Linked DNA regions of Mus musculus: region 2 is linked to region 1. The links are chromatin loops, found by intact Hi-C in ENCODE. Cell type or tissue: left cerebral cortex. All regions are shown on one strand. Links, peaks and the distances in the headings refer to the core of each region. The heading gives the core; the rest is flanking DNA. Region 1 overlaps Fzd3 (frizzled class receptor 3). Region 2 has its middle 15 kb from the start of Zfp395.

Region 1 (4,390 bases), core at 200-4,199:
TGTAAACATCCCATAGGCTTTTCGCATCTTGGGACTCTTGGAGGTAGGGACTTCCTCAAGGGAAGAGGAGAGGGCTTTTTCATTTTTCTTTTCTCCTCCCTTTTCCTATTCTTTCCCTCTTGTGGGTAGAAAAAGAACAAAAGCACATGCCATTAATTAGGCAGAAGAGACTTAAAGTTGAAAAACGTCTCGAGAGGTCTGGGTTTTCGCCCAATGATAGAATCACAATTTTTAGCTCCCTTCTGAATTTCTCAGACTGCCGAACAGACGCACCAGCTTAAATCTCACGGTGGGAAAGTCCTTCAGTACATCCAGAATGTTTGTTGATGGGAATTGGGTTGCTTTGCAAAACCAGTACATGAGAGCAGGGAAACAAAGACCAGCTGGGCTTAAGGATGCCACCTCCCTTCTCAGCCTGCTTTGGTCCTCGGTGGTCTACTGGGCATAATGGGCTAGAAGAGGACTAGATAAATCTAGTTGTGTATTAAGAAGCGGGTACTCAAGTTGTGCATGATAATGGCTCATGCCTGTAATTTGAGTAATCGGAAACTAAAGCAAGAGAATCTCCGAAAGTTACAGGCCAGAATAGGCTGTGTAGTGGACCACTTTCTCAAAAAGAAAGGAGGCGATAAGACCTTACATTCTCTCTCTACCTTTAAACAAATCAGTGTCGTCGTCGTCGTCCCCCCTCCACCCCCGAAACAACACATTTTCTTGAACCACAGCATAAAGGTAAAAAGATTCAGGGTTAAGGAGCCAGGGAAAGGAGTGTAAATATTTGGAAGGATAAAACCGAGATAAACTATAACCCGGTTGCAGCTCTTCCCTAGACTTAGTAAAACAGTGGGTAGTGTTGATCTGTCTGCCCCCAAATGCTTTGAAACTGTTAGCAAAATAGGCATATTTTTAAATAAAGTCTAGAATTCTCTTTCATCTTTCCTGTTTTTTTTTCCTTTTGTCTAGTGATAATGTGCCTCTCATCTCTTAAAAGGCTAGTAAGGGTCCATTAATAGAAGAGAAAGTGACTGTGGCCTTCTCGTCCGTTTCCCCCCAGATTTCTATGAACTTTATTTTCTGTTTTGGGTCTTCAAGTGGATGGTTGTTTTGTTTTGTTTTGTTTTAATTTGTTTTGTTTTGTTTTAATTCCATGCTTGAGATATTTGAAGTAGAAAGGGTTGAGAGGAATTTAATAGTGATGTGTATAATACAGTGTAAGTCTTTGTATAATACAGCATGAAACCTTTATTGTGTGGGAAGAAGAGAGGAGGGGGTTCTGCTTACAAAAGAGTGTTTCCCTGCTTGACCTCTGGGAGCTGGGAATCTACCCCACTTATGTTTTATATTAGTTTGTTACTAACACTCTACAATGATTTTGTATGTAAAACTGAGCATGAAATCAGGTGTGGTGGCACACACCTTTTATCCCATCACTTAAAGGAGAATCTCTGTGAATTCAAGGCTGGCTTGGTTTACATAGCCAGTTCCAGGACACCCAGGACTGCATAGAGAAACCTCTTCTCAAATAAAAAAAACCCAAAACCAAAAAAACCCAAAGCCTTCTGAGCATCTTGGTATATTGATTGTTCTTAGGAGGCAGGTGGTAGGTAGCAGTTCTTAGCACATCATTATCTTCATTCAGTAGAGATCTGTGCAGAGAGATACAGTAAGGTTCTGAGGAAAGAAAAGGAGTTTTCAGTGGTGGTACTTGTAAGGCTGGGAATAACAACTCTTCATTGGCTCGAAGAGACGTTTAGCTGCTGTTTCAGAAATGGTCTCCCTCTCCAATTTCTAGTTTATCATTCTGGGAACCACTAGCTTCAGTGCATCCAGGGAATGCACTATAAATGAAGCTTTTGAAGACTACAACTCAGGGAGTGAGCTTAATACATTCCAGTCTCCCCCTCATTATGTCTCACCAAAACAGTACTTTACTGAAAGCACACAAAGCATATGGTTTTGCTAAGGGAAAAACACGAGCACTTGCTATTTCCTCACAAAAGCTCAGAGTTCTTGGACCACCTTTATTTATTTTATCCTTTTTGCCATCCTTTTTGCCAGCCTCTATTCAACTTTAGGACTGGGGATACAGACCAAGGTGGTAGACTGCTTACCTGGCACCCACAAGACTGAGTCCAGTCCCTAGTACTGCAAACAAAACCAACCAAGCGTACAGAATCTATCTTTGAATTTTGAGTTTTATTTACAGATTAATTTTGAAAGATTGTTTGCTTGTCTTAGTTTCAGAGCTTACTAGTTTGAAATTTGGTGCCTATCATTTGCTTTAAATTCTGAATCTAGAAGTACTGTTTCTTTAAGCAATACCTTTCAGCACAATGGAAGATTAGATGATTGTAATTAGTAGATGGCAAAATGAAATTTAAAAGTTAGAAAGATGATGGGCACTAAGGCACATCCCTGTAATTGTAGCACTTGAGAGAGAGGCAGGAGGCTCAGGAGTCAGGTGATAGATAACCTTAGCTGTAAGAGATGGTGGCTGACTCCTTGCTTCAGGCAAAAAAAGAAAAAAAAAGAGAGAGATTAGAAAAGAGTTACTCTGATATTAATACAAATATAGATTCTATGAATTCAATATGATGTTATATGAACTTTCTTTTTGGCAATAGCTAAGAGGCAGTTTTGTGAGGATGAATCTTTTTTCTTTAACTGTATGATACAGAGGTCTGAGGAGGTGGCTTCATTGATAACGTGTTTGCTGTGTGTGAATGAGGACCTCCATAGTCATGTAAAAAGCCCTGTGTGGCAGTGGGTGCTTGTAACCCAGTGTTGGCCAGAATGGAAACAAAAAGATCCTGGGGGCTTGAAGCTCTTCTAATCTATCCAGTTGGTGAGCCCAGTTTCAGTGAAAAACCTTGTCTCAAAAAAAAAAAAATTGTAAGGCACTAGAGGAAGACACCTGGCACGTGCAGGACACACATATAACCCCCCGTAAGAAATGGAAAGTAACAGGCCAAATTCTGAGTAGGCTTTAGGAAAAGGGAAGTGATACTGGAGAAGGTAGTAGGAATAGGTTTCCTTCAGAGGGACTGACTTAAAGCAACCCATTGCTAATCCTTTGCAATGCATTCTTGAAAAATGTGTCTGAAAGATGGGAACATCCTGGCTTTCCATGCTGTAGCTAGTGTATCTAGCATTACAACTTACAGATGAAATTTCTGAACTGGCTGTATTTACAGGGTGTCAAAATTAAATGTAAACTAAGAATAGTGAGATAGACCCTGTCTGTGGAGAAAGTGATGCAGAAGCGTTTATGAGCACAGTCTTTTGTTGCCATTTTTCTTGAAAAGTGTGTGCCCCTTGTGCACACGTTTTCCGTGGCTGCATCTGGTATCCGCTTGCTTTTCCACCTGAGTTGTTTGGTTCTGGCTTTGTTAGCCAGCCTGGGAAAACAGCCCTTCAACATTTCATTCATCTTTTTCTTGCTGTCCTTCAGATCATGTGATCAGTTCATTAATTTTAAAGACCTTTTTCTCATCAAAATGGACAATAATTGGAAAATACCAGATTCCCGATGATCTACATTCATAAAACTAAAAACGTATACATTTCTAGTATTTCCCATGCCCCACCTAGTATAGGAACTCAAACCATGGCTTCACACACACTCTAGGAAAGCACTTTAACGTCAAGCTGTGTCTCTAGCCCCAATCAAGAATGTTACCAAGCACTAACAATCGATTTTCCAAATATTTGATATTGTGCTGTGGAGAGGTGAAAGTGCCTCTTAACTCACAGAGCATGAACTGTCATAGCATTCATTTTTTTCTTGGACTCTGGTGCCCAGAACTGCCTACTCCTTCTGTTAGCTCAATGGGCTTCTTTATTCTGTTGGAATCCTACAGATTCTTGCCAAAAAAGAAAAAAAAAAGTATAATAAAATATTGCCTCCAACAACCTTAACCTTTATTTTATTTAATGGGTTGCTATATTTTATCTTTTTGAGTCAGAATTACCTGTTTCTTGCTTTTCCACCTAAGTTGTTTGGATCTGGCTTTCTTAGCCAGCCTGAGAAGACAGCCTTTCAACATTTCACTCATCTTTAGATTAGAGCTTTTCCATGGATGAGCCTACCTTGAGGAAAAAATGGCACCTTCTCCTGATTCTGATTAGAACCAGATGTTTCAGGGACTCTAGTGATGGTTACTCACTAAATACACAAATGAGCCTGATCCATGGTACATACATAAAAAAGATGCCCTGTGTAGAAGGTGCATGTGTCTAATTCCAGCTTCAGAGACAGGTGGATTGTTGAGACTGGCTCACCAGACAGCCTAGCTGGCCCTTGGTAAGTGACTTGGTCATCTCAGCAAAACAATGTGGATGCTTCTGAGAAAGACACCTGAGCCTACACCTTACCTCCAAATGCTCCTGT
Region 2 (4,390 bases), core at 83-4,082, 84 kb before region 1:
GTTTGCAATTGCAGTGATACTTCCTGAAGAATTGGGCTTGCTGTCTAACCCACATCCATGGGACACACACACTTGGCATGACTCATTACGGGAAGTAGAACACTTAAGAAGTGATAGTTGTGGCCAGCACCCAACTTCCATTATTCTAGGAGGGAAAAATAAACTCCGTGCCAAACTTATTAGTCAGACTTCTTTTTAGAGATAAGTAAGAGGAACTCGGTTTATGCTAGCTTAAGCAAAAAAAAGAGCAGACTTGTCTGCTTAACTGAGAAATCTAGAAACACTTCAGGCCATATTGCACACTGGTCAAGAGCTCTAATATGGAACTAGACCCATTCCCAGCTCTGGAGAGCCCAAGTTTAAACCTATTTGTAATGATTTAGTCTCTAAATTTCTCATGTCCGTTTATCTTAGTAGTTTCATTTATTTTTCCTACCTCAAAAGAGCCTCCCTTCCCCTGAAAGGACTTCCTTCATATATTAGGGAACACAGTTTGTTGGCAACTCACAACTCTGACATTTCAACTTAGCAACTCTAGCAGAAAACAGCCTTTTCTCTCCCAACTACCTCCTTGTTTGTCATGGGGGTTGGGGGAGACGACTTGTAATTGACTGCGGTGATAAAAAGCCCCACCCACTAGACCACTGATCCCAGAAAGGGTAGGATTCTAGGATGGTGAAGCCAAATGAAACCACAGGGAGAGCTGGCAGAGGAGTTAAGAGGGCTGCTGCTGTTCCAGAGGACTGGAGGTCAGTTCCCCACACTGGGCAGTGCACCACAGCCTGGAACTCCAGCTTCGGGAGATGCAGCACCTCTGGTCATTTGGGAACCTGCACTCACTCACATATACCCACATGCAAGCACACACACAATCTAAGATAATAATACATCTTTAATAACTAACACCAGGGAATAGAGGACTGATGTTCCAAATTAGAGACACTAATGACAGAAAATCACACGTCCTCACACAATAGGGTCAGCGCTTTGGGGGGTGGGGTAATTCAAAAGCCTCCTGTTCCCTTCCTTCTCTATGTTTGTGACTTCTGACTGACTAGAGTCTTTATGTGGTGTGCTTCAAGTCCTCAGATATAAACCGGTTAGGTAGTGGTAATGGATACAGTAGCAAATACCACGTACAGCTACAGTTTCTCCGTGCTTTGTATTTTTCAGATGAATGGAAACTCATTTGAGGAAGGTATTGCCCGGTGTTCGCTAATTTTTGCGAGTTCATTTGTGGAGCACATTAGGTTGTGTGAGCAGCCCTCTGGCTCATCCTAGTTAGAAAAACCAAGCACAAGCTATTGAATTGCCTAGAACAACCCCCAAAGGGCTTATTTGTGTGTATTGTGGCCAGATGCAAGCATGTGAACTACGTGAGGACCAGCAAATGAATCAGTTCCTGGAAAAAAAAAAAAAAGTGGCAGAGACCCACTCAGGAACAAGCACGCAGCAGGCGTCCACCTCTTCGAGCAGCAACACTAGAAACACCGCTCCATAGTCCTATCCTAAAGGATCCAAGAAATTCAGGGCCTAAAAAAACGATGTGCATGCAACCCTTCACCAACCACAGTACTGTGTGTGCAGGGTGGAAGGCGCAAAGGCCAGGAGGAGCTGTGCAGCCACTAGGAACTTGTTTGAAGACTGCGCTGCGCCGGATCATCCAGCTCCTATCCAGGCCCACCGCAGCCCCGGCCCCCAGCCCGTTCCGCTCCCTCAGCTTGGAACTCCGGGCCACGTTTTCGCGCTTGCTCTCCCACCCCCCTCCGCCAACACCGGGTTACTGCTCCCCCGCCAGGAGTAAACAAGCAGCCGGAGCCCGCAGCCAGTAAGCCGGGCCCCTGAGCCCAGTTTCCTGCGCCAGCCCTAGCAACAGGCCCCGCCCCCACGACAGGCCCCGCCCGCATGCCTTCTTCCACTCCCACCCCTCCGTTCCTTCTCTCGCCGGGTCCCGGAGCGCTAGAGGCCCGGAGCCTTCAGCCAGCCTCCTCCCAAGGGACCGCCCCGCCCACGCGGCCCCGCCCACGTGACTCGCGCTATGGGCCGGAGAGAAAAATAAGCTGGGGGCGTGGCCAGATCCCGTCCCGCCCCGCCCCGAGGCCTGCGCGGCCTGGCTCTGCTCCAGCCCGCGAGCCGGGCTGGGCTTCGTGGCGGCGTGTATGCCGCTTCTGTTTCTGCAGGCGCAACGCGCTTTGCTCCATCTTCCCTATAGCCTCTGCTCGGCTGAACCTCTTAAAGTCGCTGCCTGAGCCCCAGAATCGGCCTTTCGGTCCTTAAACGTATACATTCCGGCGGCGTAAACGCGCACCCCTGCGCGGTCAGGGTGGCGCTGGTCGCCCTTTCCTAGAAGGTGAGCGAACTTGAGGTTCAGGACTGAAGAGATCCACTGTCAGACTCCACCTCCTGTTGCTTCTGTCTGGTCTCTTACTGGTCAGTGTCAAATGACTGACCACTCCAAACCTGCAGCCCAGTCTCAGCCCCCGCCTCATCCGGGGACAGCACAACTGCTATAATGGAGCTAGGCATAGCTGGCAAAGAGAGGTGGGAGGCCTTCCCAGCAGTACTTTCTTGTGCCTGTGACAAGAGGAAGGATTGTTCAGGCCAGAATTCCGCAGCCCCTTTCTTCACCTACTTGTTATCTTAGGCAAATCTTTGCTGGATTCCAGAGATAACTTATAACCCGGAGGAGGAGCGACAGTAACTACCTAACAGAGATGATGCACAGAGTAACACCAGTAGATAAGGTGTTCAGAATAGGGATTGGCATCCAAGCTAATAAAAAAAAAAAAAAATCACTCAGGACTGGTCACACACTGTTGTCTTTTTAACGTGCTCCCTGCTAGTACCTGCAGCAGCCTGACAAGGCTTTAGGGGCCTGAAGTCAAGGTTTTTTGGGGGGAAGGATGGAGGAACAAACAGGGGATCTCTTTACAGGCTAAGGCAAATGCATCTTATGGCTAGTAACCCTTGAAATCTTGTGGGATTCAACCCAGACCTTGTTCCTGTTATTGTAGCCGTCCACCACTGAGCTACACCCCCATTCTTCTTTGTACAGATTAGTTTGAGAACTTGTGACTCTCTTTCCCAAACAGCTGAGCTTACAGACTTGAACTACCTGATCCAGCACCGAACACGTTTCTAAGTGGAAGGAATGTGCAGTGAACGATCTGTGGTGCCAAGGAAAGAGGTGTGGATGGTGGGGTCTGGAACAGGACGAAGATGGGAGTCTGAGAAAGAAGCTGGCCATAGACCCAGACAGGACAGGGAGACACTACAAGACCCTGGTCTTTTATTCTGACCCCTCATTCCATAAATTACACAAGTGATAGTGTGCTCAAGTTTCTTCAGATGGAGCCTTTTTGCTCTCTCTCCTTTATCAGGTCTCTCTATTAGCCTCAACTCCATCCTGTGGGTACTGGTGGTTAACAAATGTTTCAATGTGTGTTAAATGAAAACTTATATACATTACCCTCTGGGCCCATAACTTTATCTCCCTTCCTTCTTCCCTCCCTCCCTTCCTCCCTTCCTCCCTTCCTCCCTTCCTCCCTTCCTCCCTTCCTTCCTTCCTTCCTTCCTTCTTTCCTTCTTTTTTTATTTTATGAGGCAGAATTTCTCTGTACCCATACACCCATGCAGTCTCTCACACGTACACATAGAACAGAGATAAATCTTAAACATATTTAAAGGAATTTTTGCTTCCTTATGCAACTCCAGAATTATAGGAAGCCAAGAGAGGTATTACCTGGGGTATACAGCCAGTGAGACTTAGAACCAAGTTTCTGCTTCCCAGCTGACTGTTAGGGCCATCATGCAGGAGTTGGAAGGGAAAATAGTACAAAGGGTGGGAGCTGGAGCTGGGGAGAGTTCGGTGGGTAAGAGTGCACAAGCATGAGCACTGAGTTCAAATCCCAGTGTCTGCCTGTGTGAACACTTGTAAAACAGTACTTTGTTGGGGCATAGGATCACTGGGGCTTACTGACCTAGCTCCAGGTACATTAAAAAAATCCTGTCTCAAGGAAATAAGGCCAAGAGTCATAAAACAGGATATCCAATGTCCTGGTCTCTCACGCATGGCCACACACACATACATTTTCTCAATCTCTCTCTCTCTCTCTCTCTCTCTCTCTCTCTCTCTCTCTCTCTCACACACACACACACACACACACACACACACACACACACACTCACACTACACGGGACTTGCAAGAGCCAAGAGAACTTCATTCAGATATCAGGGACACTCACTACAAGAGAGGACCTGAGTGGTGGTCCTGGCTCAGTAAGATTTGGACCCCAGGGAAAGAGAAGTTGTGAGAGAGGAAGCGGCGTCTTACTAAGGCTGCAATGGGCGTTTATAGGGGCGAACAAGGAAACCAGTTGGCTTAGAAGA

Evidence for each region. Peaks named below come from ENCODE experiments on the same cell type or tissue, not always from the same donor. Only the 100,000 strongest peaks of a DNase experiment are listed, where the experiment ranks them.
Region 2: a loop joins it to region 1, with 2.0 times the contacts of the local background. A loop is called at or near these places in 1 of 42 quality-filtered maps.

What each region holds. Positions count from the first base shown.
Region 1 is chr14:65,257,292-65,261,681 of GRCm38, reverse strand. All of the region lies in intron 1 of Fzd3 (frizzled class receptor 3), which reads left to right. Among named protein-coding and RNA genes, the nearest start is that of Fzd3, 3.0 kb to the left of the region's middle. In left cerebral cortex, for the core only: no CTCF peak of the experiment used is centred there; DNase peaks (open chromatin) are centred at 290 and 1,869; H3K4me3 peaks cover 772 bases; H3K27ac peaks cover 345 bases.
Region 2 is chr14:65,341,407-65,345,796 of GRCm38, reverse strand. No RefSeq gene overlaps it. Among named protein-coding and RNA genes, the nearest start is that of Zfp395, 15 kb to the left of the region's middle. In left cerebral cortex, for the core only: a CTCF peak has its summit at 1,805; DNase peaks (open chromatin) are centred at 127, 1,918 and 2,401; H3K4me3 peaks cover 1,526 bases; H3K27ac peaks cover 2,565 bases.